Linked DNA regions of Homo sapiens: region 2 is linked to region 1. The links are chromatin loops, found by intact Hi-C in ENCODE. Cell type or tissue: IMR-90. All regions are shown on one strand. Links, peaks and the distances in the headings refer to the core of each region. The heading gives the core; the rest is flanking DNA.

Region 1 (16,628 bases), core at 3,800-11,799:
GGCTTTGAGGTTTTCTGACAGTGAGAAGCAGGAACATGGTAAGGTATCAAAGGATGAAAATTTCAGTGCAAATCAAGGTTTGTTCATAAGGTCTGCCCTTGCATAACATCAGGATGTGAATGAAACGGCTAGTACTGATGAGATGGGAGCTCAACTTAGCCTTTCTGTTTGAAGGCAGCAGAGGAGAAAAGAAATTATTTGCTACATGGCAATTTGCATTAGCAAAAAAGCAGCGGCTTCTATGATTGTCTCCTAAGAAATTATCAAATGTCCCTAGGTAACCCCCAAAACACTTCTTTAAAAATGCCTATGAAAATCTCCCCTAGGCAGAATATCTGAATGAATCTATTCTAATGAAGATATTACTTCCAATTCTGATTTATTTTGTCATCAAAATAAAGTGGAAATTATAAAGAGTAAGCTGAGAACTATAATTGTATTACTAAACACAATTTTCTATATTATTCTTTTTTATTTTTCCATAAGTTATTGGAGTACAGGTGGTATTTGGTTACATGAGTAAGTTCTTTAGTGGTGATTTGTGAGATTTTGGTGCACCCATCACCTGAGTAGTATACAGTGAACCCTATTTGTAGTCTTTTATCCCTCGTCCCCCTCCCATCCTTTCCATCAAGTCCCCAAAGTCCATTGTATCATTCCTATGCCTTTGTGCCCTCATAGCTTAGCTCCCACATATCAGTGAGAACATACAATGTTTGATTTTCCATTCCTGAGTTCCTACACTTAGAATAGTCTCCAATCTCATCCAGGTTGCTGTGAATACCGTTAATTCATTCCTTTTTATGGCTGAGTAGTATTCCATCAGGTATATATACCGTAGTTTCTTTATCCACTCATTGATTGATGGGCATGTGGGTTGGTTCCACGTTTTTGCAACTGCGAATTGAGCTGCTATAAACATACGTGTGCAAGTATATTTTTCGTATAACAATTTCTTTTCCTCTGGGTAGATACCCAGTAGTGGGATTGCTGGATCAAATAGTAGTTCTACTTTTAGTTCTTTAAGGAATCTCCACATTGTTTTCCATAGTGGTTGTACTAGTTTACATTCCCACCAGCAGCGTAGAAGTGTTCCCTAATCACCACATCCATGCCAACATCTACTGCTTTTTGATTTTTTGATTATGGTCATTCTTGCAGGAGTAAGGTGGCATTGCGTTGTAGTTTTGATTTGCATTTCCCCGATCATTGGTGATGTTGAGCATTTTTTAATATGTTTGTTCGCCATTTGTATATCTTCTTTTGAGAATTGTCTACTCATGTCCTTAGCCCACTTTTTGATGGGATTGTTTGGGTTTTTTTACTGATTTGTTTGAGTTTGTTGTAGATTCTGGATATTAGTCCTTGGTCAGATGTATAGATTGTGAAGATTTCCTCCCTCTTTGTGGGTTGTCCATTTACTCTGCTGACTGTTCCTTTTCCCGTGCAAAAGCTCTTTAGTTTCATTAAGTCACAACTGTTTATCTTCGTTTTCATTGCATTTGCTTTTGAGTTCTTGGTAATAAAATCCTTACCTAAGCCCATGTCTAGAAGGTTTTTCCAGTGTTATCTCCTAGAATTTTTATCGTTTCAGGTCTTAGATTTAAGTTCTTATCCATTTGAATTGATTTTTGCGTAAGGTGAGAGATGAGGACCCAGTTTTATTCTCCTACATGTGGCTAGCCAATTTTCCCAGCACCATTTGTTGAAAAGGGTGTCCTTTCCCCACTTTATGGTTTTGCTTACTTTGTCAAAGATCAGTTGGCTGTAAGTATTTGGATTTATTTCTGGGTTCTCTATTCTGTTCCATTGGTCTATGTGCCTATTTTTATACCAGGTTACCATGCTGTTTTAGTGACTATGGCCTTATAGTACAGATTGAAATCAGGTAGTGTAATGCCTCCAGATTTGTTCTTTTTGCCTAGTCTTGCTTTGGCTATGCAGGCTCTTTTTGGGTTCCATATGAATTTTAAAATTGTTGATTAATCAATTTACATGCACTTTTTTAAAAAGTCTTTATAATATACAAGTTTATAATTTTAGTTAACGAAGTATGGTGTCTATGGTAATTTCCAAAAAGAGTGGGAACAGATTCTTGGTTAGGAAGGCCACATTATTTGATTGGAAACGTCAGTTTTAACTTAAATATTTTCGCTTACAGCATCATTTCTAGAATAAAATCTAACATATGCCCGGCAGTTTCTGTTTCATGTTTTGAAGTTAAAAATAAGTCTTTTAATATCTAAAACTTATGTAGTCATGCACTGCATAATGATGTTTTGTCAACATTGAATAATCTTATGGGACACTGGTCCCGTAAGATCATAATGGAGCTGGAAAATTCCTATCACCTGGTGACATTGTAGCTGTCCTAATGTCAAAGAGCAATGCATTACTCACATGTTTATGGTAGTGCTGGTGTAAACAAACCTAATGTACTGTCAGGCACATATAAGTGTGGCACATACAATTATGTATAGTACATAATACTTGATAACGATAAACAACTATGTTACTGGTTTATGTATTTACTATACTATACTTTTATCATTATTTTAGAGTGAATTCCTTTGACTTATTAAAATAAAAAGTTAACTGTAAAACAGCCACAGATCCTTCAGGAGGTATTTCAGAAGAAGGCATTGTTATCATAGGAGATATGATATTGCCCATGAAGACCTTCCAGTGGGACATGACATGGAGGGAAGACAGTGATATTGGTGATCCTGACCCTGTGCAGGCCTCGGCTACTGTGTTTGTGTCTTCATTTTTAACAAAGAGTTTTAAAAGTTTAAAAAAATTAAAATATTAAAAATAGGAAAAAAGCTGTTGGAATAAGGATATAAAGAAAGGTTTTTTTGTAAAGGTGTATGATGTATTTGTGTTTTAGGCTAGGTTTTATTACAAAAGAGTAAAAAAGTTGGCCAAGGGTGGTGGCTTATGCCTGTAATCCCAGCCCTTTGGGAGGCCAAGGCAGGCGAATCACCTGAGGTCAGGAGTTCAAGACCAGCCTGACCAATATGGAGAAACCCCATCTCTACTAAAAATACAAAAATTGGCCAGGCGTGGTGGCGGGTGCCTGTAATCCCAGCTACTTGGGAGGCTGAGACAGGAGAATCGCTTGAACCCAGGAGGTGGAGCTTGTGGTGAGCCGAGATGGTGCCATTGCACTCTAGCCTGGGCAAAAAGAGTGAAACTCCGTCTAAAAGAAAAAAAAAAGAGAGAGAGAGTAAAAAAGTTTACAAATATTTAAAGGTTATAAAGTAAAATAGCTGCAGTAAGCTGAGGTTAATTTATTATTGAAGAAAGAAAAATTTTTTGGAAATTTAGTGTATAGCCTAAGCATTTATAAAGTCTACGGTAGTGTACTGTAATGTCCTAAAGTCTACGGTAGTGTACAGTAATGTCCTAAAGTCTACGGTAGTGTACGGTAATGTCCTAAAGTCTACGGTAGTGTACGGTAATGTCCTGATGTCATCACATTCACTCACCACTCACTCACTGACTCACTCAGAGCAACTTCCAGTCCTGCAAGCTCCATTCTTGGTAAGTACCCTATACAGATGTACCATTTTTTATCTTTTACACAATATTTTTACTATACTTTTTCTATGTTTATATATACAAATCCTATTATCTTACAATTGTCTTCATTGTTCAGTATAGTAACATGCTGTACAGGTTTGCAGCCTAGGAGCAATAAACTACACCTATATCTAGGTATAGATATACACACTATACAACTATGCACACTAGGCTATATCTAGCCTAAGTGTGTAGTAGACTATACCATCTAAGTTTGTGTAAGTACACTGTTTGCACCACAACAAAATCACCTAACAATGCACTTCTCAGGGCATACATAACTCCATCATTAAATGACACATGGTCAAAAGCAAGAAAATAAATTTCTCTGAAAAAACTTGTTCTTATAACCAAATTGATTTAGTTGTATATTTTATACCTCTTCCTCTTCTGTCACCCTCTCCTTCCTCATTGTCATGCTATCTCTTCTCCACATCCCCACTTCTACCTCACTTAACAAGATATAAAACATCCCTGACCAATATGCTCTTTGGCATCACTGCCTGATTTATTATATCTTTTCTCCTTCTTCACTAACCCAACTGATTGAAGCCCCCTCTATTTAACAGTAGATAGCTCTATTTGATTGCAGTCCTCTCCATTAATGAGAAGGCATAGCATTCCCTAAATTATTTCTACCTTAATGAAAAAAAGGCTGAAGCATTTTGGCCCTAACTTTGAAAGTGAAAAGAGCTTCTGGAGTCTGGAATCAATGCCTTTCCGAGTGCCTCTTCCTTCCTTTTTGTCCTTCCTTTTCCTCACTCATACATTCAACAATTTTTTCATTGTTAAATATGCCAGGGGACTATTCAAGGCACCAGGACTACAACAATGAACATGACAGACAAAAATTCCTGCCTTCATGGAACTTACATTCTAGTTGGGGATACAAGCAATAACCAAGTTTAGAAAAAATAAAATATTTTATATTTTACATAGTAATGCATGCTAAAAAGAAAAAATAAAGCAGGGAAGGAGATATGAAGTGTGTGTGTGTGTGTGTGTGTGTGTCTGTTTGTGTGGGGGAGGGCGGGGGGGGCAGGTTGAAATTTCAAATAGGATGGTATACAAGGCCTCAATGTAAAGGTGACATGTGAAGAAACATCTGATGGAGGTGAGGAGAAAGTCAAGCAATTATTTTGGGAAGAGATTTCCAGAAAGAGGCAAGATCTAGTTAGGATACTTTTCTAAAGATAATTCCTTGCTCCACGGAAATTTGAGGGTTGTGACTGAGATAAACAGAAGTATTTATCCAGCAAGTAGTAAGATACTCCCCATCACCTGCAGTAACCTAGGCCTGTCCCAACTCCTCCCAGAGAAATCATAACTCCTTAAAGTCTGCATTAAAGGGAGTTGTCCTTGCCCCCAAAGACACTCATAGAGATAAGTACCAAGACCCTCTCTCTGTCATTCCATATTAGATCATTGTTTTCAGGTAGCATTTTTCAGCATGCAATTTACGCTATCACCTATAGGCTATGTGCTGTAGATAACTGTTAATTAGACAAAGACCCTAATCTTCCACTTGTCCAAAGATGGAGTAAGTATCCAGGCCAACAGGCTTGTTTTCTCTGAAAAGTACTAATTAAGTTGGGCCAGAAAGCTTCTCAACATACGAGAGAACCCAGTGACCCCTCAAACACAACTTGACAAAATGTTCAGGGCGTGATTGTAGCTTAGTCATTAACACAAACTAATAATAGCACATATACTTACATGTACTTTTTGTTAAAACTGTTGTCAACACACTGAAAAGTGTGTATATAAGAAAAATATCAGGTATCAATTGCAGATGAGCCTTGGGGTTAAAAATATGTGTCTAGAGAAGAGTAAAGAAATCAGTGGTTTATAAGTTTCCCTCACTCCCCCATTATTCTTAAAAAAGCTTTGTGATAGAAGAGATTTAGCCAATTTGAGGATTTTTTCCCTGAAAAAAATGCCACTTCTAGTTTTTCTTCTGCCAATTAAATTATTAAATTATTATCTTCTGCCAATAAATATGTGGGTATAATAATCTGTAACAAAATTTTTTAAATCGTTGATTGGTTTCCCAGCAACCACAGAACTTCCATCTCTAATTATCTCTTGGTAATCAAATGTGAAATCACTAGATTAAATGAAGAGGAGAACACATATTTAACTCCAGGGTAAATATAGCAACATACAATCAAATCCCACATAATTAATCTAAGAGTAGAAAATGAAATCATATACCTTGTCCAAGATCACATAAGAGATTCTGACAAAGCAGAATATACCTAGAAGAGTGAACATGAGGTTCCAGTTAACTGAGCCAACCATACATTGATAGTCTTTATCCTTACAGTATGACTTTATGTTTTATGTTTCCAGGTAGAGAGACAACAATCTTAACCGAGAAACACTTCTCTAATGAGGAGTACTGCACAGGTATAAACTGTATTGCTTCAAACCTATGTCATGGCTCAAAAAAGGTACCATACTGTATGCTCAAAGGCACTGAAATAAAATGAAAACACAAATATATTCCAAGTCACGTAGTTGCAGAGGGATGAAATGAAACCACTGCTGCACTAGTATGTGGATTAATGTTGTCTTTTGCTGTCAATTCCAGCAAACACTACATCAAATTTGTAGCTAGGGCTGATTCATGTTATAATGTTCACTCTCAGATCTTTGTCTCCAGAAAGCCTACTCCACAGTTTATGAAGCTGGATAGACAAGAGTTATGCATAACCTCAGAAAAGCTAAGGGGCATCACATTCACTGGTATGGATCAGTGGTCAAATAGTTAATTATTTTGCTCACAGCAAAGAAGGAAGATTTTTCCATTTGAAGATTTTTTTACCCTATATACAACAGATTTGGGGAATGTACTGTATACTGTGCATCAGTTGGTTTAAAAAAATTACTGCAATCAACCTCCTAAAAACAGACATTGCAAAGGCTTATTACATTATTTTTAATACTTCTAAAATTCTATAAGAGAACAGATACAGTTCAGTTAAAAACAAACTCAAAATCCTAGGAGTATGAATCATTAAACATGCATACATAATGCCCAGACATCCCCTGAAAACATTGGGATTAAAGAAAAGAGGCTATGGTTTCTATAGAGAAATGCAAAAATCAAAAACACTTTTATCTGAAGTACAGGCTACCAGAAGCATAGGCTTAAGGGATCCTAAAGCAGCATAAATCAGCCAGGCAGACTGAAACCAACTGACCTACCTGTCAGGACCAAAGCAGAAGGCACTGCCGAGATCTATGGGGGAAAGGGGGAAGTGCATGGGGCCAACAGCATGCCACAGTAAATGCACTGTCGTCCTGCTGCACTGCAATTGCAGAATGGAGCTCAGGAAGACGGAGAAAGATGTTTGCTGCTCATCCACTTAAATATTAAGAAGTAGCCAAATAGTTCTCATCTTAGCCCTATGCTTGGCTACCAAGGAATGCCGTGGTGTATATCAATACCCATGGGTTACATCTCCGAAAATAACCCCAGTTGCTTCTCACAGAGGCTGAATAGACCTTTTAGAAACTTTGGGCCCAGCTATAAACCTTAAAAAAGGTAAAAATTTAAACTATATATATTTCCTACAAAGGGTTTATGTTTCGTTTGGTGGTGGTTCCTGTTGTTTCTAGCAGTAATAACTCGGCTGCAGTAATCCTGCAGCCAAGAAATTTTGCAACCTTCCCACTAGGAGGAGCTACAGGAACACAAGGATCAAGATTTGAAATGCTAGGGCTCTGGTTGTCAGGCTATAGTTTATGAGAAAACTATTTTCCAATTTACTTCAAGTAAGCGCTGGTCAGAACTATTTTAGAGCCCCACAAATGCAATCCAACTAATTTCAACCAATACCGTTTAAGCACCTACTGTGAGCAAGGCTCATTGCTAGATGTAATGAGGGACATGAAGATAAGTGACCCACAATACCTGCTCTCAAGTAGCTCATAAATTAGTGGTGGGGAGAGGGGGAAGGAAGGACAGGTGGCTACAACATATTCAGAACTACCTGTATTACAGCATGGAGTGTGATAAACTGCACAATGACGAATCTGAAAATAAAGCGACATTGTATTGATAAGGAGGATAAATCATACTTGGGTTGGGGGAAAAGTAGGAATTAGGAAATAGTCTCATGGACACCCTCAGCACTGTGAGTGATGGGAAGCATGCAAGTGCTTATTATATAATCTCAGAAATAGAAACCATTCAAGAGTTTAGGACCTTCTTTTGCTAGGTGGTTTCCGAATGCCCAAAAATAAAACAGATGGTCTCTGCCAATGATAGAAAGTTTCCATATGGCAGGTGCTTGGCTCCAGTGGATGCCTTGAGAGGAGGCCCATTGCCCCACACATTGTGTCCTCCACAATGAAATAGAGAAAACCATGACTTATATGACTATGATGTTTAATTGTATGTGTCATCTTGGAAGGTGTTTCTGAATCAAGTTAACATTTAAATCAGTGAACTGTGCATAAAGCAGACTGATCCTTGTAATGTGGGTGGGCCTCTTCCAATCCGTTGAAGGCCTCAATAGAACAAAAAGACTGGCCTGCCCAAACAAGAATGAATTATCCAGCACACTGCTTTCAGATTTTATGTGCACCATCAGCTTTCCTGGGTCTCTAGGCTGCCAGCCTTCCTACTGGAACTGGAATATCAGCTCTCCTAGGTCTCAATCCAGCTGGCCCACACTCTAAATTTTAGGCTTGCCATCCTCCATAATCATGTGAGTTAATTCTTTTCCTAATAGGATGTGTATGCATATAGAAAAAAATTTTTCTATATGCATACATATCCTAAGGAAAAGAATCTTATTGTCTCTGTTTCTCTGGAGAATCTTGACTAATACAAAGACTTTCTGGCATGCAGCTCATATTTGTGTATAAGAGTATTATATGATAATAAAGTATAGTAACTACAGTCTCTCATCATATGTGGTTCTTACTATGAAACCAGCTAAACAGAAATATTTCTCTGTTGATCTTAGTCCCCCAAGAGTGGAAGAGTATATCTTGGACCACAAGTCAGCCACATTGCCCCTCTGTCCCTCTTCCTGCCCAAACATTCATCTCCCCTTTATATATGGGCAAAGGACTACCCTTGCAGAGGGTTAATGTCAAAGATCTCATCTGTCCTTCTTGCAATTTTCCAAGAAATGTGGCTACCATATAACATATAGGTCCTCTTTTCAATAATGAAAATGCTTCTTTATGAAAAAAGCCTGCATTTTCTCTTGCATTGTCCTGGATATGCAAAATAAATAGATGCAATAAGTCAATTCACTAAATTTAGGCATTTTGTGACATATTCATTTTGTGGGCATGTGAAAGAATGTGTATATTTCATGCAGAGAAGAACAAGACATGAAGAAGCAGTAGGAATGGCGATTGTGGATGTGGCTCTAGAGTCGCATAGCCATGAGGACCATTGCCTTCTTTAAAAGTTATCTCTGGCTTCTTCTTCCTATTTTTCTAACCATTTTGTCAAGGTAGAATTGACATATAAAAAGCTGTACATATTTAATGTCTACATCTCAATGAATTTGGGGACAAATATATACCCATGGAACTATCACCACCATCAAGACCATAAAAATATTCATTATCTCCAAGTTTCCTCCCTGCTCCTTTATTATTATTGTGCTGTGGAGTTTTTCATTTGTTTGGGGAGGTTTTCTTCTGGTAAGATCACTAAGATCTATCCTCTTAGCAAATTTTAAATATACAATATAGTACTGTCAGCTACAGGCACTATGCCGTATAGTAGATCTCCAGAATTTATTTATCTTGCATAACTGAAACCTTTAACCATCCACTGGAGAATAAGGTCCTGCTCCTTCCCTCAGGTGCCTTCTCTGTGCTGTACCATGTTTCTCAAAGTGTGAAATATAGGTAGATACCTCAGACCACAAAAGCTCCAAGGTTCCAGGGCTCAAACTCAGATCTACTGAATCTGAATCTTGAAGCATGGGCCCCAAGAATCTACATTTTTTAACATACCACTCACATACATTTAATGCACCCTGCACCCTAAAGGTTGTTCATCACTACCCTAGCCCACAGGCAGACTTACCATGAAACTAATGAAGCTTTAGGTCCCCCAACTTGCCCAGGTCCCTTCTAAGAATCTTCACTAATTTTTTATTGGTAAATGTTTATTTTTTTTATTTTTATTTTTTTTGAGACGGAGTCTCGCTCCGTCGCCCAGCCTGGGGTACAGTGGCCCGATCTCGGCTCACTGCAAGCTCCGCCTCCCGGGTTCACACCATTCTCCTGCCTCACCCTCCCGAGTAGCTGGGACTACAGGCCCCTGCTACCATGCCTGGATAATTTTTTGTATTTTTGGTAGAGGCGGGGTTTCACCGTGTTAGCCAGGATGGTCTCGCTCTCCTGACCTCATGATCCACCTGCCTCAGCCTCCCAAAGTGCTGGGATTACAGGCGTGAGCCACCGCGCCTGGCCAATGTTTATTCTTTTTTTAAAGATCCCTTCTCTAAAGTGTTTAAGTATTAGGTACCACAATACCTGGATGCACCCCTGCTTTGGGCCATATTTGCAAAGCAAGTCAAACTCAAATTAGTTAAATTATTAGATGATAAAAAACCTTATTATGCCCCTCTCCTTGGGGCATTTGCATTTTAGCAAACATCTTTTGAGAAACTGAAATCTACAAGATTCAAAGGTATAATAAATTCCCCAACAGAGGAAATTCTGGTACTATGCCCAGCATTGGAAAGAGTAGAGGCCCTTACTAGCACACCTCAAATCAAACTGGGGTTGCAGCAGACCTTTTGCCTTCTTTAGAGGCTGGAAATAGACCCTCAAATCCAGAACCTATTCAAGGCAGTTCATTAATATGAAGCTATTTGTGCCTGCTACCCCTTCTTCCATCCTGCAAAATACTAAGGAAGCAATGTGGAGACAGGCTTAATGAAATTATATTCTCAACTGGTAAGTCTGCCTGCAGCCAACTATGACTTTCTTAGAAAAGAAAAGTAGAAGCCATCTCTAGCAGTATAAATTAGCTGGATGAGAGGGTGACCTGTGTTCTGAACAGATGTCTCAGCTTACCAAGGCTGACATTAACTCAGACAACTGAAACATACCACCTCACAAGTTAAACTCTTAATTAAGAGGAATTTTGTCCTTGAAAGGTTAACAGAGGGAAGAGAAGAAGGCTGTGACATTTGTAAACTCTCATCGGGAAAAGGACCTCCAGACCTATTGGTGTGAGTGATGTAAACAGGACCGTTAGACAGTGCATTTATGTAAACATAAGATTTTCTTTGTACTGAAAAAAATGCTATTACTGAGAGAGAACTGAATACAAAAGGAAAATTTGGGGATTGAAAATAACATTTGTGGTACTTCAAGGAAATGATTTAATTTGACTTTAAAAAGAGAATTGTATGGAAACTCACTGCTATTACTTAGGTTTTGTTTGAAATTAGATTTGGGTTTCTATTTGCACTGACAGCATACCATGGTGACCAGGGTGACAAAAAGGTGTCCTTTCCACTCTGGCCACCATCTTAGCACCCTAATATCTAAGATTTGCTAAAATGGCTCAAATCCAACCATCTCCATTTTAATATGATTATTGATGCATCTTAATCACTTCGCAGACCTTAACAAATTAAGTTACATTATTTTTGCTTTGTGTGTTACAAAACACATCCACTTTTCCATATTCAAAAATAATATGACTGCACAGTTAACAGAACTTTTGTTTTAAATTTTATTTCTATTACGGCAGCATTCTCCATTCAAACTGTGTTCCATGGATCAAGTGTCTGGCATGATATTGTTATTTTCTTTTTCTTTAGAGACAGGGTCTTGCTCTGTTACCCAGGCTGGAGTGCAAAGAAGTGGTCATAGCTCACTGCAGCCTCCAACTCATGGGCTTAAGCGATCTTCCCAAATTAGCCTCCTGAGTAGTTGGGACTACAGGCATGCGCCACCATGCCTGACCTTTTTTTTTGGCGGGGGAGGGGAGAGAAAGGGTCTCACTATGTCGCCCAGGCTTGTCTGGGACTCCTGGCCTTAAGCAACCCTCCTGCCTCGGCCTCCCAAAGCCTTGGGATTACAGACGTGATGGCTCACGCCTGGCCTGGCAAGATATTATTAATAGAAAACCACTCTACCACATATTTACAAACATTCAAAGAGTCAATGATCAAATAAATTTGGAAAAGAGAGCATAATCTATCTCCATCTAGGAGAGTCACATTTCATATTAGCACATGAAATACTATGATAACTTTTGTAGCAAAGAAATCTATTTAACTTCACGTAACATAGGCCTTCTTGCTCTAAAGTCCCATTTACTAACTTCTCCAGGTTTGCCCCTCGGCATTTGGATGGTTTGGTATTCATGCCTTGGCACAACATATACAGCCATGGTAGAGCTGTGCTCCTAAGTCCTACTCCAGCCTTATGGAGCTCATCTGAGCTTTCCCCAGCTTCCACGCCAGGGAAGAAGGATCAGAGAACTGATCACTCATTTACATAGAATCTCCCTATGCCCAACCTCACATAGCCACATGACAGCTGGATGCAGTTGTTTAAACAGCCTGTAGATAGAAAACAGATTGTTTCTCTGTGGGAAAGAAAACCCATAGGAGACAGTGTAAGAAAAGGTAAACTGTTTAATTTGTGTTATAAAAACTATATAAAATGCAGGTTTGAGATTTATGGACAGATCAGGTGATGGATTTGGTAGTTTAAACACCCATTATCGTGCTTCCTATGATAGAACCAAACCAACATTATGGCTTTATGTTATAAAAAACTGAACAAACTAACCTTCCAGTTTCTAAACAGAGCTGAGAAGTATACTGTGGGAGACCAAATGGAAAACACTGCATGGTAAGCCAATTAGCCCTTCACCATTTATTAAAAACAAACAGCCAGTTCTGGATTAATTTCAAAAGTAGATGAATAAAAAGCAGTATCATACTTACTCCTGTTGTTACTTTAGACTTTTTCAAACTCAACTCTTGAACAGTTGGCTCAATAGTCCTGATATTGATTCTATCCTTTGACTTGGTGTTTGTGTGTGCTTTTCTAAATGTTTTAACTCCAACTTATTCTCTACGGAATTTTACTCGGCTCTCCATCCCTGCTTTTTTAAACTCATTTTAATGAGTTGGACAGGAAATGCCCTGCTTCATCTCAAAACACACAGTACCCAACCCTCACATTTCCCATTAATCAGTGGCCATCTGGGCCAGCCCTCTCCCATAACAAACTTCAAAGGAGAAACAAAAGGAGGGTGGCCAAAAACATTATACCATACTACTACCATTTTGGTAATAGCCCACCTAAAATGACAGGGTCAGATTTGGAGAGCAGAATCCCATGAACCACTTTGGGAATTAAATCAGCAAAAGCAATCAAGTGGCAATTAAGTGGTATCAAGCTCTAACCCAAGAGCTCCCAATCTCTGTACCATAGATGCCTGAGAGACTAATCAGTTCTTACAAAGATTTTGCCAATCCATATATATAGGAATCTGCTAGCTGAATAATAATATGTGCTACTATTGTTGAATATATGCAGGTGCTTTTATGGTTATTAATGAAATGTAAATTCATTAAAATAACACTGAATTAATAGAAGATATATGACATCATAACAGAAAAACAGAAAAGGAAAGCTATTTTCTTGGTGGCAAGGGTAAATGGGGAGTTGTTCCAAGAAGTATTTTGATACATACAAGAAATCTTCATCCTTGAAAATGTTGGGAACAGCTACTCTAATCTATTGAGATAATGGCAAAAGTCAACTATTTAACAAATGCATTATCTGATAGATTTGTAGACAATATATTATACAAAATGTGACAAAATGCACTTTAGTCTTAGTGTAATAAAAAAGATAAGAAGCAAAATACAATTTTGTTTTAAAGAAACTGTGGACATAAGGCCCCTAGGAAATGCATGGTAAAAATTGTTAAAAGCCTTCTGCAATTGCATAATCAAAAATCATTTCAAAGAACAAATGTATTCAAATTACTATGACAACCCAAATGCTACGTTTGTAATTTAGGCAAGTAAAATCGATACATTTTCTAATTAATACCTTCCAAATACTATTTATCCGTATAAATGTCATTCATATGGAACTACTCAATTTCCATTCTTAGTTTTTGAGAACTCCACTATATTTTCTGATTATTCCAAAGACTTTCTCATTAATCTTGTCTCTTATGATTTATTATACATTTCTTTCTTGGCATGAGGCCAACCACAATTGCAATGGTTAACTTATATAGAAACTTATAAATATCTGATTCTAGATTTCTATTTCAAACTCTGTCTTTCCTAGGTCTGGCTTCTTTTAATGAAAAACTAAAGAGAAATGGGGGAAAGCTTGAATCTACAAAGTGAATAAACAAGGAAATTTTAAAAAGATAGAAGTGAAAAACTGCAAAGGAATAGAGAAACTGTCAGAAGAATAAATCACAATATGTGGAATATGTGGAAGACCTTTGGACTCTACGGTTTCATACACACACAAACACACACACCACACACATACACAAAAGCACACGTACTTCAGTATAAGGGAGGAGAGGCCAAAAAACAAAAGGAACTTGTATATGAGTAAGGACTTTTAAGTATGCATATAAAGTATGCATATATTGTGGCCACCATTGTAATTCATATGATACGTGAAGGTTAAATAGTGGAGTGTAGCTTTCTGAAATGTATCTTACTTGAAAACAAGTTTCCTAATATATTTCATCAAAACACACTTTAGACTCACATGAAAATCTTAGCTCTATATGAAAGCAATCTATAACAGGTACTCCACTAGAAGGCAATCCAGTTATTTTTCTTCTAGCTACGTGTTTTCCTTCCTGCTGAACCTTTATTGTTAAAGAGAATTCAGGCCAAAAAATAGTTTGTGAAAAAAAAAGGAAGCCAACTGGTTTTGTAAGCTATAAAGGTTAAAATGCTTCTATGAAACATTTCCCCTAGAAGCTTTGTAAGCAACACTTTTCTCCAAAATTTTATGACAGCTGGTACAGCATGAAACCATATGCCTTTTTATATCTCCTAAATAAAAATGACTAATTTGACTTATTAGCACTGATTCTCTGGAGACAGAGCTAAGAGAGTTCCCGCAGATTTATCTGGTTCTTATTATATTTTAACAATGTCTGCTTTTACTGCAGAAACAATTATGCTAGCCATCTGTTTGCAAATATTTGTGAAGTAAATGATGAACTTTACCTTTATGCACTTTGGATAGCTTTAAAAAATAGAATATGTTGGGTGATTCACATCACAAAACTCTTCAGAGTTATATGATATTACCTATGAGAGAAAGAAGATGACATACCCAGAGTGGATTTCAAGTAATAAAATCACCAAATGTTAGAGTTAGAAGGACCCTCAGAGACCTCTACTGTCTAACTCTTGTTTTAAAGCTAAAATTCTATGGTCCAAAGAGGTTAAACAACTTGACCATAGTCACAAGGCTATTTGCCAACAGAGATAAAACTAAAAGAGAAGTTTTCTGACATATCCAGTATTATTTGCATTAACCCCATCCTCCCACTGAGAGCCCTTTCTCTCTAGAGAGACACAACTGTGGAACTACAGCAAATAATGCCCAGAAATTTAAATCAGGATTGAAAGTTCCTTAAGAAATTCAAGATTCTAACTTGCATAGCACTGGCATATTGAGAGAGGGCCTGATCAGAGGTGACTGCTCACCAGATATTCTAAGCAAGAAGTACACTACAGAATAGACCCTGTCTATCATGAGAATCTGGTGTCATTTCTCTTCAGCCAAAGACTACCAAGAACATACCTGTAGCTGAATAAATTGAGCCCATTATTTGTTGCAGTGAGAAAGAACATACATCAAGGGAACCATGGGCATCTCAGAAAGAAGGCATTAGAAAGAATCTATTAAAGAACTTGGGATTAGGCTGCATAATTTTGGGCAGGGTCTAAGGAAAAAGAAGTTCTCTCTAGATGGGATGCTATCAGAAAGTGGGGTCGAGTCTATGATTGCGTATTGTATTAGTCCATTTTCACGCTGCTGATAAAGACCTACCCAAGACTTGGCAATTAACAAAAGAAAGAAGTTTAATGGACTTACAGTTCCACGTGGCTGGGGAGGCCTCACAATCATGGCGGAAGGCAAGGAGGAGCAAGTCACATCTTAAATGGATGGTATCAGGCAAAAAAGAGAGAAACTGTGCAGAGGAACTCCTCTTTATAAAACCATCGGATCTTGTGAGACTTATTCACTATCACGAGAACAGCACGAGAAAGACTTGCCCCCATGACTCAATTTTCTCCCACCGAGTCCCTCCCACAACACATGGGAATTCAAGATGAGATTTGGGTGGGGACACAGCCCAACTATATCAGGTATCTCAGTGAATTGTATCTATAGGGAGGGAAGATTCGATGAAGTTAAAGCTACAATTGGTAAACAAGTAACAATCACTTATTTTAGTTGAGATTGAAGGAGGCATTGGTGTTGAATGGTTTGTACAGTGACCTTGTTTTTGTCTCACTCCATCATAGTTTCAGAGTGATCTTGTCTGGTGTTGATGTTCTGTGATGTTCTCCTGTTAGCCTAGTTGTATGTAACAGTCCAGCCTGCAGTAATATAAATAAGACCTAGTTGTGAGCATCAGACCAGCTCCTGGATATCATGGGCTACGTTTTAAAGATTTTTCAATGTGTATTCAGTGGATGGGGCAGATGAACAGATCTGATTCCTCAGTGCCAATTTTGCCTAGCCCTCAAATGGAATGCCTAAGTCACTGTAAAGAAAGATTGGAAATCCTCTTTTACAAAATCAAACAACCAGATCAAAACAGCACAAATCAGCACTTACTATCTACTCATACCATAATAACTGTAAATTGGAAAGCAAAATGAATTTGACACCTGGAAGTTTGAATCCTGACACTGTTTCTTGATAACTATGAGACTTGATAGATATGTCACTCTGACACTCTCAAAGCCACAAGGATTGAATAAGATAATATAATTTGTCTCAAGAGACTCACAATCATGCCA
Region 2 (16,628 bases), core at 3,344-11,343, 190 kb after region 1:
AAAACCACTGCTGTGTTCCCTTAGAGCCTAAAATTATGCTGACACATAGTAGGAACCTATTAAATATTTGTTTAATTTTGCTATATCAGGCTCTTTTCTCCCTCTAAATGTATTAACATTTAATTTTGATTGTTGCTTAGGCCACAAGGGCTACACAAAGAGACTAACAGCAATTTGAAAACATACTTTCAAAGTCACTGCATAAACAATACTAAAATTAGATATAGTCTTGTGGAAAAAAGCCATTTCTCTTCTTCCTGTGGAAACATTAGGGATTAAAACTTACAAGACCTTCCAGAGCCTCAGTGTGGGTCAGAACAACCAAAAGAAAGAGAAAGAGAAAGAAAGGAAATAGGGGAAAAATAGCACGTTAGCATGACACAGAGTAAGAGGATCAAATATCACTCTATATCGCTAACCCTCAGAGTAAAGTGAATAAGCCAAGCAAAAAGATTATAAATACTGTTCCTTAAGAACAGAAAACTGAAATTGAGGCTACTGCCAACTTATATTCCTTACGCACTTGGCTTAAAACATATTAGAGGAGTTTGGAGTTGGGATCACTGGCTTTGAATTCAGGTAGTCGGTAGTATGCCTTCTGGTTCTGTACTTTACTAGATGTGAGACTTTAAGGTTATTTTGACATTGGAGACAGTATCAGTAATAGCAGCTATTAATAAGCATAGCCTTTTTAGCTTCTTAAGTTACTATTAGTGTTTAGATTGTAAACATCCATGATGTTTAGTCCTAAAAGGCAATTTATTTCTGCCTAAAACTAATACTCACACCATAGGTACTATTGGCCTACCAGTAAAACCTTGTTAGAATATTTTAAAGCAAAATTTGCATCACACTAATAATATCTCCCAAGTCAGTGCAAACAAAAATCATTGCTCAAGTCTGATCAATTTCCAAAAAATAAACATAAATGAGTGCCTACTATGTGCCAAATGCTTTTCAAGGCACTGGGAATACAGCAAAAATAAGACTCCATACTTTCCCTTAAAGTAGCTAATAATTTGGTGGGAGAAAATCTGTATAAACATTTATAAAGGGGTAGTGAGGAGGTCCATTATTTTAAATTCAACATGTCATTTGGCAGAATAAAACTTAGGATCAGAAATGGGTCTAAACATCCTTGGCCCCACTTCCCATAGTACTGCTAACTACAATTGGAGATTGTAAGTAGGTTGTCATTAAAATGCAAGCCGTCTAAATTCACTAAAAACAATTACGTTTAGAAAATAGAAAAGAGTGATATTCCATATCACAATAATGAAATCAACCACCCTTTAAATTCTAAAAGTAACAGCTAACATAAAATTAGCATTTCGTTTTTTTAGAGTATACAATTTACAAGGAACTGTACTTTATATAATCTCATTTGACCCCCATAAATCCACAATAAAGCAGCCATTCTTTTGCACATTTTCTAGGTAAGGAAATTGAAGTTTCAAAAGGTAAAATGAGGAGATTGAGTGGATATGGCACACTGAGAAACAGAAACTGGTGCCCTCGGGGATCAGAAAAAGTAAGAAATGCCCAAAAGATGAGATGACAGAAAGAAGAAGGAAGGGAAGAAGGGAGGGGCAGCCCAAAGGTGCACAGGAAGGGCTCCTGAAGAGTGAGAAGAGCTTCAGGAGTGCTTCTAGTGCAGACATGGCAGAAACTTAAATATAAACGGACCATAGGGCAACCAAATGATAACAGGCTTGAGTCCCACAAGAAGCAGCCAAAAAGTTTGACCCCATCCTATTACCCCAATCATGGCTTTGGATCAGACAGCAAACAGCAGAGTTGCTTATGTTTCCTGTCTTCATTTGGTCTCCTCCACACTCTTAAGACCACCTAATCAGCTCCCAGCCCTCTCCTCAAGTCCACCAATACTGCTCTCATTAAGAGGACTATTGAACTCCAAATTGCTAAATCTATAATTAATTCTGTCTTCATCTTACCTAACCTATTAGCAGGATTGAACATGATAGCTGACACCTCTTGTTGCATATCCAAGAGACAGTTCAAACTCAACATGTTCAAACCTGAACTCCTGATCTTCTCCCAAACCTACTCTACCTGCAGCCTTCTTCATCTCAGTGGATGGCAATTTCATCCTTCCAGTTGTTCAGGCCAAAAGCCTTGAAGTTTTTTTAAAATTACTTATTAAAATAAGTATATATATCAAAAGTCTAATGTTTGAAGATTTCTTACAAATTGAACAAATCTGTGTAACCAGCCCAAGATCAAGAAAGAGAACTTTACAAATACTCCCCAAATCTTCCTTAGACTGCCCTCTTCCAGTCACTAACTCCCCCTAAATAAAACGAATAATATCTCTCAGAATGCAATGCAAAGGACAATAAGGAAGAAAAGTTAGGAAACAAGGAGTATATATCCGGAAGTTCCAGCATTTATCTACTACAAATGCCAAATGAAAAAGAAGAGTTAAAAAATGGATAGGAAGTAATAGATAAAGCAATAATCAGAGAATATGTTCCAGAACTAAAGTAAGACATGAGCCCTCAGATTTAAAAGCCCCATCAGGTGTCAAGCAGGATGTATGAAAAAGGACCCACACCTAGACACACTGTGGTGAAATTCCCGAACAATAAAGAAAAAATTTACTGATAGTTTCCAAAGAGTAAAACACATTGCCCTATGTCATTGATTCTTGCACCTTGCAGTGAAAATTCAGATGTCATTGATTTTGAATTTTCATAGGCAACATTGTGAAAGAAGAAGATGGGACACTATTTACAATAAGAAAATAAGATTTTCTTCAAAGTTCTATATCATCTTTATATTTATGTTATGTTATTACAAAAATATATTAAAATGTCTGCATTCCAAAGCAAAAAAGGTCCATAATCCCATCACCCGACCAAATCAATGTTTTCATTTATCCAGGTTTCCTTCTAGTTCTTGTTTATCTGCATATTCAAAGTTCACACAATTGCAATAGTATTAAAGGTAGAAATTATATTCTACTTGCTTGCTTTATAATATACCATGAGAATTTTTCTATTTGGTAGCCTTTCTTTGTTTCTTATCTTCCGCCACCTCTTCTTCTCTCTCATTCCTTCCCGCCCCTACTCAGGGTAACCAATGTTAACCTGATGTATATATTTCCACAACTCTGTGCATGGTCATATAAACATATATCTACATGTTGCTTCTTTCCTTTGTGAGGGTTTTTTTTTAATTATGTCAGTTTAAACTCATTTATCTGCAACTTGTTCTCACATAACAGTACATCATGAACTTACATCTCTCAAGGTTGATACTGTTCATAATGAGTCCTACTCATAATTTTTATTAGAAGAAAAATATTTCATGATATTCAAATTTAAGAATAATTTCAGATTGTTTCCAGTTTTTTCTGCTCATAATATTCAGATTGTTGCCAGTTTTTCTAGTATAAACATTAAATAGTATTATAATGAACATGTTTATACATATAATACACTTTTTTTTTTTTTGAGACAGAGACTTGCTCTGTCGCCCAGGCTGGAGTGCAGTGGGATGATCTTGGCTCACTGCAGCCTCAAACTCTCAAGCTCAAGCGATTCTTCCCCGCCACCCCACCCCTGTATCCCCGTGCCCAACTACCACCCCCACCCCCTTCCAAGTAGCTGGGACTACAGGTGAGCACCACCATGCCTGGCTAATTTTTGTATTTAGTAGAGGCGGGGTTTCGCCATGTTGCCCAGGCTGGTCTTGAACTCCTGGACTCAAGTGATCCCTCCACCTCGGCCTCCCAAAGTACTGGGATTAAAGGTGTGAGCCACTGTGCCCGGTCTATAAATGTATTTCATATACATTTTTAACTAGGTAAAAGTGCCCAACATGAGATTACTGGATCGAAATATATATTTACATAGTTTTTAAAAGCTTTTGTTCCTTCCTGTAAGAAATAGCTAAAAAAAAGGAAAAATATAAAAATGTTTTTGTATTTTATTTTAATAGGTGATATGTAATATGTACATGTGGGGAAAAAAATCAAACAGAAAAAAAATTCCTATCAGTCCTCCAATTCCCCTCACCAAAGAGAACTATTATTAAAATGTAACTTTCCAGAGATATTGACACAAGTAAATATACTTGTTTTGAATTGAATTTTCCATTCAAACAGTTACAGCCAGATTACTTCCCTGAAAGGCGGTGGCAATTCAAAATCCTACTTGCGATACATCATAGTGCCCTTTTTCTAGCTAAGTGGTCAGTACTGTTAGCACACTTAAATTTTCTCTGTGTAGTTAAAAAATTGATATCTCATTGTTATGGTAATTTGCATTTTCTTGATGACTAATGAAGATGAGGATATTTCCATTTATTTATTGGCCATTTTCATTTCCTCTTCTTTTTAATCCTTATTCACACCCCTTGCCTAATTTTTTCAATTGATTACTTTTATGTTACTTTGCAGAAACTCTTTGTATACTACAGATATTAAAATGTGGTACATATACACCATGAAATATTATGCAAACATAAAAAGGAATGAGATCATGTCCTTTGCAGGGACATGGATGGAGCTGGAAGCCGTTTATCTTCAGCAAACTAACACAGGAACAGAAAACCAAACACCGCATGTTCTCACTTATAAGTGAGAGCTGAACAGTGAGAACATATGGACACGGTGGGGATGTGCAGAGAGCATTAGGGAAAAGAGCTAATGCATGCTGGGCTTAATACCTAGGTGATGGGTTGATAGGAGCAGCAAACCACCGTGGCACACGTTTACATATGTAACAAACCTGCACATCCTGCACACGTACCCCGGAACTTAAAATTAAAAAAGAAAAAAAGTTTCTGTTTGTAAAATATGTTGTAAATCTTGTCCCATTAGCTTTTGAATTTATGATTTTTTTCATTAAAAATGTAATATTTTGTGTATTGTAATATCTATTATTACTTATCTAATTTCTATATTTCCTCCATGGCTTAAGAAGGTTTCTCCAACCCCAGACTATAATATATTCTCTCAAGTTTTCCTTTAAAATTCCTATTCTTTTGTTTTCTATAAATAATTTAATATTTAATTTTAATACATTTGGAGTTAGATAGGGTGTGAAATAAGGATTCAACTTTGCTTCTAGATGGATAGCCAAATTTACCCACACTGTTAAATAGATTTTTATTTTTTTCCACAGAACTGAAATTTTACTTTGTTTAATTTCTAAATTGTTATATGTATGTTAGACTCTCCATTCCCCTTCATTTAACTGTGTGGATATTCTTGCAACATTACCACTCCTTCAATTTTTTTTTTCAAAATTTCCCAACTCTTCTTGCTTATTTCCTCTACCTCTTAAAATTTAGAATCAGCCTGTCAGGCTCCATTAAAAAATTCTATTGGGCTATAATTGGAACTGCACAGGATTTACAGATTAATTTGATGAGAAATGTCATCTTTATAAAATTGAGCCTTTTCATCTAGGAATTTGGCATATTTCTCCATTTATTCAAGTTGTCTTTTTTTGTGGAGAAACTACTAGCAACACTGTTACAGCTATTTGGGAAGACAATTTGGCCATATCTTATTACAGTAGACGTGTACACATCCTCATGGCCACCTATTTCTTCTTATGAATCTCGAATTAAATCTATACTCAAATATGACCTACAGTATTGTCTATAGTAGCCACAAAAAAGAAAAAATCGGAAATAACCTAAGTATCCATCGATAGAGAAATACAGAATGTATCACCATGCATCTTCTGAATAATTATGCAACAATTAACTAAAATGAGGTAGATCTACATGTTTTGATATGAAGCAATAACCAAGACAAATCATTAAGAAAACAAAGTACATTATTGAGTACACATCACCAAGCTAATAAAATGGTCATTTCAATGCAAAGGATTGATGTGGAAGATGAGGTAAAGAGCAATTTTCACATTCTATTGTTTGACTTTTTTCCAATGAGAATTCATTCATGTATTATCCATGTAATTAAAAATAAGAACAACTTACAAAAAATGTTTAAAAGCACAAGTGATTTGAAAGTATTATTTTTAACAGGCCACACATAATAGAATTTCAAGATCCAAATGTTCTCACATATTGCCCAATAAAATGGTGCAATTTATCCACTACTTAGATGCAATCCAAAAGAAACCAACCTCACAAATGTATGTAAAAGTGACAGACTGGAAACAATCATATTAAGAAGCAGGTAGTTGTAATAGAAAATGGTAGCTAAACTCTAGGAGAAAGGAAAGAACTCCTTCTCTTGGCCAATCAGAATCCATCTTTAGTTAATTGGCCTTCTTGTATAGGCAATTTTATTAGAAAACAAACCATTCCTTTTACCTGATATATATGTGTAACATAGTGGTTAAGACTTTGGAGTCATGGATTTGATTCCTGCTTCTGCCATTCACCAGCTTTATAACCTTAAGCATACCTGGTATTTAATTCATTGTTCTTTATTTTTTCTGATCTGTATAATGTAGGCACCTCATAGGATTGTAGGGAGAGTTAAAGGAATTACTATCTGTAAAGTGCTTAAAGTGGTGCCTGCTGAAAAGTAATTGCACTCAATGTTAGCTATTATCAATATTATTAGTATTTGTTCAATTCAACAAATATTTATTTTCTAGCCACCATGTGTCAGATGCTCTGCTAGCCATTGGTAATACAGAGGTGACTAAGAATCAGTCTTTGTCATCAAAAAAGCTTACTTAATGTGGAAAAAATAGACACACGTGTCCATGTCAATGCAATGTGATAAGTATTTGAAAAGAACAATTGCTCAGTGCTCTTAGCATACAAAGGGGATTCACTCAACCCAACAATGGGGAGGGAAAAGTGGAGGAGTAGGGTATATTTGATATGGAAAACTCAAATCACAACTTCCTCTCTATTCCCTTTTCTCATTAAGAGAGAGAACATCCTTGGTAGATTATTTACTCCTCTCCAAACCTAAAAGTGACTCACCAAAATTTATGTCAGGACAAGATATTCTGATTTCAACTCTAGCTTGGCAACCAAGAGTCACCATTATAAGACATGACAGAGTTGCTCTGCAGGACAAGTTGGGAAACAACTACAAAATCATGTTGTAAACTTCACAGGGAGTCAAGATTTCACAGGGTGCCAGCCTTTCATAACATAGTTTCCACATTCAGTGAGCATTTTATGGTAAGCTTCCAAAGATTGTGTTTCACAACAAATAACTAAACTCTCTGCCAAAGACTTGAGCTTGTATAAACTCAAGATAAACATGAGTCTGAATTGCATCTCTACTTAAAAAAAAAAAAAAAAAGACATGACGATGGCTTGTATTAACTGGCATATATTATCAAGGAAGTATTAGGTTACTCTCCAACCATAGGTCACAATCTTACAAGAGCCAGACTGAATATTTAAGAAAGAGACATAAAAAATCTGATATTGATTAAAAGACCAACGTATAAGACTGGAATGGATTAAAGGAATACGGAAAGCTTTCCAACTAATTCAGTAAGTACTACCCGCTCTGAGACAAGGAAAAATAAGTGATTTCTTGCCCATAAGAGCTCATGGTCTAGTCGGAAAAACAAAGTGCACATACAGAAAATTGAACGCTGTCAACTCTTAAACAATATGAACATAAAGTCTAGGTTTGAGCAATTGGGATTTTAGCTAGATTTTTAACAAGGATTATACATCTTTTGTGAAAAACTTATAATGACCTTTCAACACCTATAGGAGAAATCTGGTTTTCTCACTTTATTCCACACTGTATCCCAATAATCCCCTGGTCAAGCTAGAAAGGCTTAACAGTAGGCCTCAAGTTTCCCATCTGAAATATTTTTCTGTACAAATCCTAACCATGGGTAACTATATTAATCCCATCTCCTCCATTAAACTTTTGTAGCTATAGCACCCTATGCTCTGAACCTCCACTGAATACTCCTACCACTTATCAGGAGTCTCCAGTCTGATATCCTTTGGCAATCCCCACCTCTACCACAAAAAATGGGTCATGATTGAAGAAAATTACAAAATACTTCAAAACGGAAGCACACAGTCACCTTATATGGCCCAAATGACTCACAGGCCACCAACAATTGACTGCATCTTAATTGACCTAGTTTATGTATCTAAGGAAACAAGAGTTGACCAAAACAAAAAAGAGAAAACAAATCTCAAAAGCTAGAGGTGGCATTGTCCAGACAGCACCTTCCTGGGGAGAGGGAGGCTTGGGCCCTGGACTTAAGTATTTTCTATTCCCTAAAGCAAAGCATCCTTCATATGGAAAGTATACAGATGCTTCTATCTAACAGACTTCACATATTTCTGATCCCACTGGTGCCAGCATTTCCTACCTACTGGTAGAAACTCCGGTGGATGTGCCCCCACCACAATCTGCATTTTTAAAGTCAGCTTTATTGCAGTATAATTTACATATTGTAAAAATCACCCATTTTAGGAGTATAGCCTATGAGTTTTGACAAAAGTATAATCATAATCAAGATACAGAATATATTATTTAACTTCTTATATACATTTGTCAACAAGGAGGAAATGCACTATTTATAAAGGCATGCTTGTAACAATTATTTTTCACTAAAAAGATACTTTTGTATTAGCTTAGCTAGAATGAGTCCATACTTAATGAACTGACAAAATCCTGAAAAAAAGAGAAAGAAGATTGTCCTCTCAGACCTAAATTATATCAACACAATATATTCGATCAGAATTCCAAAAAGTTACCTAAAGAGGCAGAATATTTCACAGACCTGCAAGCCTTCTTGATTATAACCTGATTGCAAATATTGTATTAACAGTGTCTCAAGCAACAGAGAGGTTGGTTTGATCAGTTATTTTCTAGATGAGAGCTACTCAAAGTGTGATCCTTGGACTGGTGCCCATATCAGAACTGTTTGGTATGGGCCTATGATGAGATATGTACTTAAACTAAGAATAATCAGCTGGGCGCAGTGGCTCACGCCTATAATCCCAGCACTTTGGGAGGCCGAGGCGGGTGGATCACCTGAGGTCAGGAGTTCAAGACAAGCCTGGCCAACATGGTGAAACCACATCTGTACTAAAAATACAAAAATTAGCTGGGTGCGGTGGCTCACGCCTGTAGTTCCAACTACTCAGGAGGCTGAGGCACAAGAATAGCTTGAACCCAGGAGGCAGAGGTTGCAGTGAGCCAAGATCACGCCACTGCACCCCAGCCTGGACAGCAGAAAACCAAAAAACTAAAAATAATCAATTAGAACTTTTATTGCAATTTGACAAAGTAATTTTATATTAATTGAACCTAATACTAAAAATGGATTTGTATTTTTATGTCTTTGTTTTTCTATTTATTTATTTTTATTGTATTTAAAAGGAACTTGTTCAACAGGAGAATCTCTCAAAATAATATTAATACAAATTGGCCTGAACTATGTGAAGAGATTATAATGAACAAAAGTAATGTCTTAGATAATTTCTCAAGGTTGCTTTTATTTTCAACCCTATGAATTCACCAGATGACCTATTTTTATCCAGATACAGGCTCTATGCCTCTAATAAAAAAGTTCTTAGAAGGAAGCATAATATTTTGTTTTAAAATAATTGATACTTCAAATTATATTTTTGTGCCCAGTAAAAATACATTGTCTAAAATGAAGATTTTAAGAGAATCATTCACTGTAATGGATGACTAAGATTTAATCCAAATGTGATGACTTTAGCCTTAGGTCATATAAATATCTATGTGGGCATTAATACTTAAAGAGTTAGAGGAAGGAGAATAGGTTATAAATATTGCAGAGGTAGAATACGAGGAATGTTAAATAAGTGAATTACCAGTCTTCATTACAGCAGCAAAATTGTTATGTAAGGCCACATGCATATATTAATTTTAGTCAATATTTATTGAGTACCAACTACGTGTCAACAGTTGTGAAGCATAAGATGAATCAAACATAACCCCTGCCTTCAAGGAGCTTATACTCTGGTAGAGTGTAAGACATGATGAATGAAATAGCACAACAGGTTAGTCAAATATTACTGCAATTCAACAGACTAAATTGGTATTTTCCAAAAGCTATCAAATGTGCCTTACAAAAGTTAGTCAAGTAACTATTTACACATTTTATTGTTAATGTATCTCCCCAGAGTAGAAGAATTGTTGTCTTTGCTAAAGAAAAAAAACAACCTCTTAGGAGCAACATGAAGTTAATTAAGCTAATGTGATTGTCTAAAAAGCATGTCTAGTGGAAGAAATGTAACTGAAAGCAAAATGAAGAACTTTCAGACCTAAGAAACTCATTCCAACATGTTCTCATCTGGTCTCAATATGGAATCAGTCCGCAGTTATTTTAAAAACTGTTTAAGATTCGTAAAAGTCACACGACTGGTGGGAAAATTCTTGGCAGTTGAAATATTTACAAATGCAAAGTGAATCATGTTGTGAAAGTACTATCTGCAGCTTCCTTAATTAAATCAATTGCATATTGATTTATTCATTAAAGCTAAAATGTAAAGTGTATGATAAGGTCACTCCTTTTGGGTACTTAATGGATTTATTAACCGTGAAAATCACCATTAAGAATAACCTTTTAAAGGCCAAGTTAATATGACAATTTTGATTTTTTAAACCACACGTTGCATTATTTTCAGCTTTCTCAAATCGGAGTACTTTGGTCTGGTCCTTATAATGTGGTTAAGTCGGTGTAGCAAACATTTGCATCTGCCAGATCTAACTCAGGGTCACCAAGATTTTCTATCTGTCCCAATGCTTGTCATACATGAGGCCCAGAAGCCAGACATAATATATCTTTTGGTCATTCTCACTCAAGAGCTGGTCTATCACTCAAGGCTTCTCACCAAAGCCTGAGGGCCTTGACTGATTCAACAACAAGAGCTTCCCTGCGTTGTCTCTGTTTTGGTACTCACTTACTCAGATTAAAATTTTTACTCTGATTTATGACCCTGGCTTTTGTTCTATGTCCCTAGTATATTAATCCCATTTCCTGGGCCTTAATCATTATCAAATTGCATTTCTCCCTGTCTTCTCTTGCCTGATACCTTGATTCCAGTAAATCACTTTGTTTCTCTAACCTAAACCTCAATCTTTGGGTTACATATGTTCCAATTTCTGCCACATGTTATACTGATCAGAATTTTAATGATAAAGTTCATATTCATTCATTCATGTAACAAACATGTATTTACCTGTGCAAAGCACTCTCTTAGCTTTAGTGATACAAAGATGAATGAAACAAAATCCTTGTACTCAGGAAGCTTGCAGTCTAATGACAGATACAGAGAAATAAACCAACAATTGGCATAGAATATGCTATAAAAGTATTATGTAAAGGGAGCCATGCAAACGCAAAGGGGGATACTAACGAAGACTTCTAAGAGAAGATGATATTCAAACTGAATCTTGAGGGCCAGACAGGAGTTAGCAAGGCAGAGAAAATGATTAAGTAAGAAGGCAGGGAGAGTGTTCCAAGAACAGGAAGCAACATATGTAAGCAAGAGACAGCATGGCAGATTGGAGGAACTACAAGTGGTTTAATATGACTGAAACATATTTGTGACAAAGTGGTGAAATGTAAGACTGGTTGCAGCCAGATGATGAAAAGCCTCCTTGTACTCTGTTCTATCTAGATGAAGGGAACCCACTGAGACTGATTAACTGGAGGAGTACTATATTCAGACACGTGTTTTAGATTACTCTCCAGGATTGTGGAAGTCAGATTAGAGACAGGTGAAAGAGGGTGAACCGAGGAGACACTTACTATAATTCAGATAATATGTAATGAGGGACCAAAATAAGATGGTAGCAATAGAAATGGAAACAGGAGGATGGAAGTACAAGAGTAAGAGATATTGTAGTATGAGACCATATAGAACTTGACAAATCATTGGACACAGGAGAAAAAGTGTAAGCTAACTCTGAGGTTACATATCAGAAGAAATTATAGGTGAAAGTTTGATGCAGCCGATGGCTTCTTTAATGATGTTGAGTGGGTGGCAGTATATAGGGTGGCAGTATATAAGCATCAAAGTGGAGATACCTAGCAAGCAGTTGGGAATGCATTTCTGTGGCTCAAGATGAGAGTTGTGGTTGGGATAGATGTGAGAGTTATCTTCATAGAGGTTATAGCTTATAGGAATGGATATGGAGAGTAAATAAAATCTGAAATTATTTTTAAAGGAAAAATGAAATTCCAGATAAGGCTAGAATTTCAGTCAGTTTGACATTTTTGACATACAACATGTACAGTGTCAAGAGGAAAGTTACTATCTTATCCTTTCATTTCTAAAAGGTTTCAACTCATTCTTTTCAAAGTATTTCCTCTTAGTCCCATGTGATCCTCCTCACAAATGCCCTTTGAGATCGATAGACGAGTATTATCCCCTTTATAAGAACTCCCTTGTAATCATAGTACCTGTTTCTTCCCTCCGTCAGACACCTGATGCCAGACAAACCTAAAGACCTTTGCCCTGCTGCCACCCATGCCCCAGCATGACACTCATTTTATAGGTGTAAGGGCCAGGGCACTAAGTGTTCAAATGTTTGTAGGAGGCCACACAACAAACCAGTGCAGGAAGAATGTTAAGAACTCAGGATTACTGACTCCATGTATAGGGCTACTTGCACTACATTTTATCATGAACTCTCCAGGAATCCACCTATTTCACAAAGCAAAGCAAAGAATACTATCAATATTGGATTTAAATATACAAATATATAGCTGTTGAAATATACTATTTATAGACATATGACAAAAAGGTGAAAAAAATTAAACACCTCATTACTAGTATTTATTTTCAGTTTTTCTCTCTCTTTTTTTTTTTTTTTTTGGATACAGGGTCTGGCTCTGTCGCCCTGGCTGGAGTGCAGTGGCCTGATCTCGGCTCACTGCAACCTCCACCTCCAGGGCTCAAGCCATCCTCCCACCTCAGCCTCTGGAGTAGCTGAGACTACAGGCATGCACCACCACACCCAGCTAATTTTTGTATTTTTTGTAGAGACGGGGTTTCACCATGTTTCACAGGCTGGTCTTAAACTCCTGAGCACAAGCGATCTGCCCACCTTGGCCTCCCAAAGTGCTGGGATTACATCCATGAGCCCCTGCGCCCGGCCTATTTTCACTTCTGATGAGTTACATAAGTAACTCTAAACTTGAAATCAGTTCCCATATGAAAGTCTCTGACATAAAAAGAATATTCATTTTAAAAAATATGGTAAAGCTCCTAAAATTAAATGACTTTAAAATTTTTATTAAAGTGCGGCCGGGCGCAGTGGCTCATGCCTGTAATCCCAGCACTTTGGGAGGCCGAGGCGGGCGGATCACGAGGTCAGGAGATCGAGACCATCTTGGCTAACGTGGTGAAACTCTGCCTCAAAAAAAAATTATTAAAGTGACATAGTATACTTTAAAAATAGCTTGGAAGTTCTCACAAAAACACAGAAGGCAAAAACTACAAAAGAGAGAGGTTCTGTCTGAAAATAAGGAGGTAAGGTTTTGCATACTGTACAAGGTACATGGAAGAAAAGGGGGAAGGGTGTATAGGCAATACTAAGATATCTTCCAATAATTTGGAAATTATTCTTACTCTCTAATAGTTACACTATAAAATCAAGGCCTAATGGACCAGGTCATAGATAAACAAGACACATTAAAGAAAAAGAATGTCTCCCAGGCTAGAGCAAGGCTAACAAAATATATTAACATATCTAAAGAATGAGTGAGTCCCTGAGAAAGTGGGCTTAGTCAGACAGGAAAGTTTAGGAAGAAGAGAATGACAAAGGCCTTGACCTGGGCATCCCAGCACTGTCCAGGAGAGAAAATGTTAGGGCCATAAGACACTTTCATCTCTTTCACAGCTACATACCTACTCCAGAAGTGGACACATCACTCCTTCAGAGTGAGTTGTCGTTACACATGAATTTCATCAAGAAACAGTTCCGTTTCTAAGCTGAAACTTAGAGGAGCATGCAACACTACTTGTGTGCTCCTCAAGTCCCCCTCCTGTTTGGTAGGGCTTTCTATGGGGAGAGAACACTTTGATCATGTCAACATGAGTGTTCCATCCACTGTGAGATTTGTATTTTTTGTCATAAATAAATTTTTTGTCAATCTGAATTCTTTCTTGTAAATTTAGTCAATATGAGTTCATCTCTGGGCCACAGAGCCCATCTCCAGGTATAGACAAATCAGATTTCTGAGGCTAACTTGGTAATCCACCAACACCAACCTTGGAAGTGCCTTTTATTCACACTTGAAGGGGAAGAGATGTACAAAATCAATACCTTAGTAATTGCTATACAAGCTACACAAAAAGCCTGGGTAAGTGATGGCATAGTGTGTTTCATTGATAAAAATGTGGTGCCCTTGGAACCAACCCAAATGTCCAACAATGATAGACTGGATTAAGAAAATGTGGCACATATACACCATGGAATATTATGCAGCCATAAAAAAGGATGAGTTCATGTCCTTTGTAGGGACATGGATGAAGCTGGAAACCATCATTCTCAGCAAACTATCACAAGGACAAAAAACCAAACACCACATGTTCTCACTCATAGGTGGGAATTGAACAATGAGAACACATGGGCACAGGAAGGGGAACATCACACACTGGGGCCTGTTGTGGGGTGGGGGGAGGGGGGAGGGATAGCATTAGGAGATATACCTAATGTAAAATGACGAGTTAATGGGTGCAGCACACCAACATGGCACATGTATACATATGTAACAAACCTGCACGTTGTGCACATGTGCCCTAAAACTTAAAGTATAATTTAAAAAAAAAAAAGAATTCCATGGTGAAAAAAAAAAAAATGTGGTGCCAAGAAGCAAGAATGGTAAGCTTACAAAGACGGTAAGTTTACAAAACAGTTTTCAGATATTGTTCTCTTTGGGCTGAGTCTGATTCCCAGATATAGAACTTTGCCTACTATCTAACTCAGTTACACATATACTGATGGTCTGACCTCAAATATGCTTATATAGCACTGTGTGAACTATGTGAGTGTGTACATTCTCCTTTTCTCCTCCCTTTCTCTCTGAAAAGTGGACCAGTAGAACAAACAGATGTTTCAGAGTTACACAGATGTGGGTTTGAATCTCAATTCCACCACTTCTCAGTTTCTTATTTTCTCTTTGTCTCTAAAATGGAGATAATAACAATATCTCATAGAACCATTGTGAAAATTAAATGAGATAATATGGGTATAAGTACCCAAAAGTAAGTTTCCTTCCTGTTCTTTTCCATCCCTTGGCCTGTTCAATTTAAAAACAAACACACATGCACCTTATTCCATATAACCATAAGTTTTATGAGAGCAGAGATCAAAGCTGATTTTTGTTTACCACTCAGTCCCTGCTTTATGGCTTTTAGTGGGTCATCAAATATATTTTGAACTATAAAGTCAGATTGGTTAAGAAATTGAGGTTCTGTTTAATTGAATTTTCCAGTCAGCTTAGGGATCCCTCTTAGTTGACAAAAACAAAAAACAAACAAACAAAAACCTACCATATACTTTAAAGGCTTCTATCAATAAAAAGGCTTTATCAGGTGTCACTTCTGTAGAATCTGTTGTAAGACCTTTGATTAATCAATGTAAAGTGATTTTTTTAAAATATTTTTGTCTGAAACTTCAGATAGGCAACTATATTCATTTGGCAGTGCTGCTATAACAAACTACAACAAACTGAGTCCCGTAAACAACAGAAATATATTGTCTCACAGTTTTGGAAACTGGAAATCAGAGATCAAGGTATCAGCAGAGTTGGCGCCTCCTGAGGGCGACTAGGGAAGGATCTGTTCCCAGCCTCTCTCCTTAGCTTGAAGATGACTGTCTTCTCCCTATGTCTCTTTACATCATCTTCCTCTGTGTATGTCTTTGTGTCCAAATGTTCAAATTCTCTTATTTTTACAAGTACACCAGCGATATTCGATTAGGGTCCACCTCAATGACCTCATCTTAACTAATTCCCAAAATAACATCAAATTCTGAAGTACTGGATGTTAAAACATCAACACATGAATTATTGGGAGACACAATTTAACCCACAACAACAACTTCTGAGTGATTATCTTCGGGCCCTCTGGGTACAGCCTATACTCCTTTCTTATTATTGCATATAGAGAAAAACACTTGGCAATTATTGAATTAACATTTTAGCATGTTTTGACTATTCTTAAATAACTTATATGCAGTCCATGTGATACAGTGAGTCACTTAAGTTGTGAGTGTATCAAGCTATCTACCAAGCATTTGTATCTTAATAGACTGTGTTGTTTTCTATTCTTAAGAACATTTTGTGTATTGAGGTGGGGAACAAGAAGGGTGGCCATCAGGCTAGAATACAATTTTAGTGAATTTTGAAAAGGCTGTATATGAAGATATGTCTAAAAAGTGGAAATATGTTTCCAGAGAAATGCAGGGGACTCTAAAAACATAAAAACATGATCATGAATTTGGGGATAGCTGAATTTCAGGGGAATATCAAGGAACTTCTAGACATGGGACAAGATTAAGCCTCAGCTAAGAATATATATTTCCACTAAAATTAGTCAAAGTGAAGTTGTTCCAATCATTTCAGTCATCTTCACAATGGATTTTGATGTAGGTAAATTGACCTGAATATTGATCTTTAAAATGGTTAAAGTAA

Evidence for each region. Hi-C counts contacts between places; a loop is a spot of excess contacts. Peaks named below come from ENCODE experiments on the same cell type or tissue, not always from the same donor. Only the 100,000 strongest peaks of a DNase experiment are listed, where the experiment ranks them.
Region 2: it touches region 1 in a loop (4-fold over the local background); 4 of 110 quality-filtered maps call a loop at or near these places.

Annotation. Positions count from the first base shown.
Region 1 is chrX:96,365,683-96,382,310 of GRCh38, forward strand. The region is part of intron 1 of LOC105373294 (a long non-coding RNA gene); the gene reads right to left. Among named protein-coding and RNA genes, the nearest start is that of DIAPH2, 310 kb to the right of the region's middle. In IMR-90, for the core only: a CTCF peak has its summit at 7,266 (motif pointing right); a DNase peak (open chromatin) is centred at 7,299.
Region 2 is chrX:96,556,767-96,573,394 of GRCh38, forward strand. No RefSeq gene overlaps it. Among named protein-coding and RNA genes, the nearest start is that of DIAPH2, 120 kb to the right of the region's middle. In IMR-90, for the core only: no CTCF peak of the experiment used is centred there; a DNase peak (open chromatin) is centred at 7,175.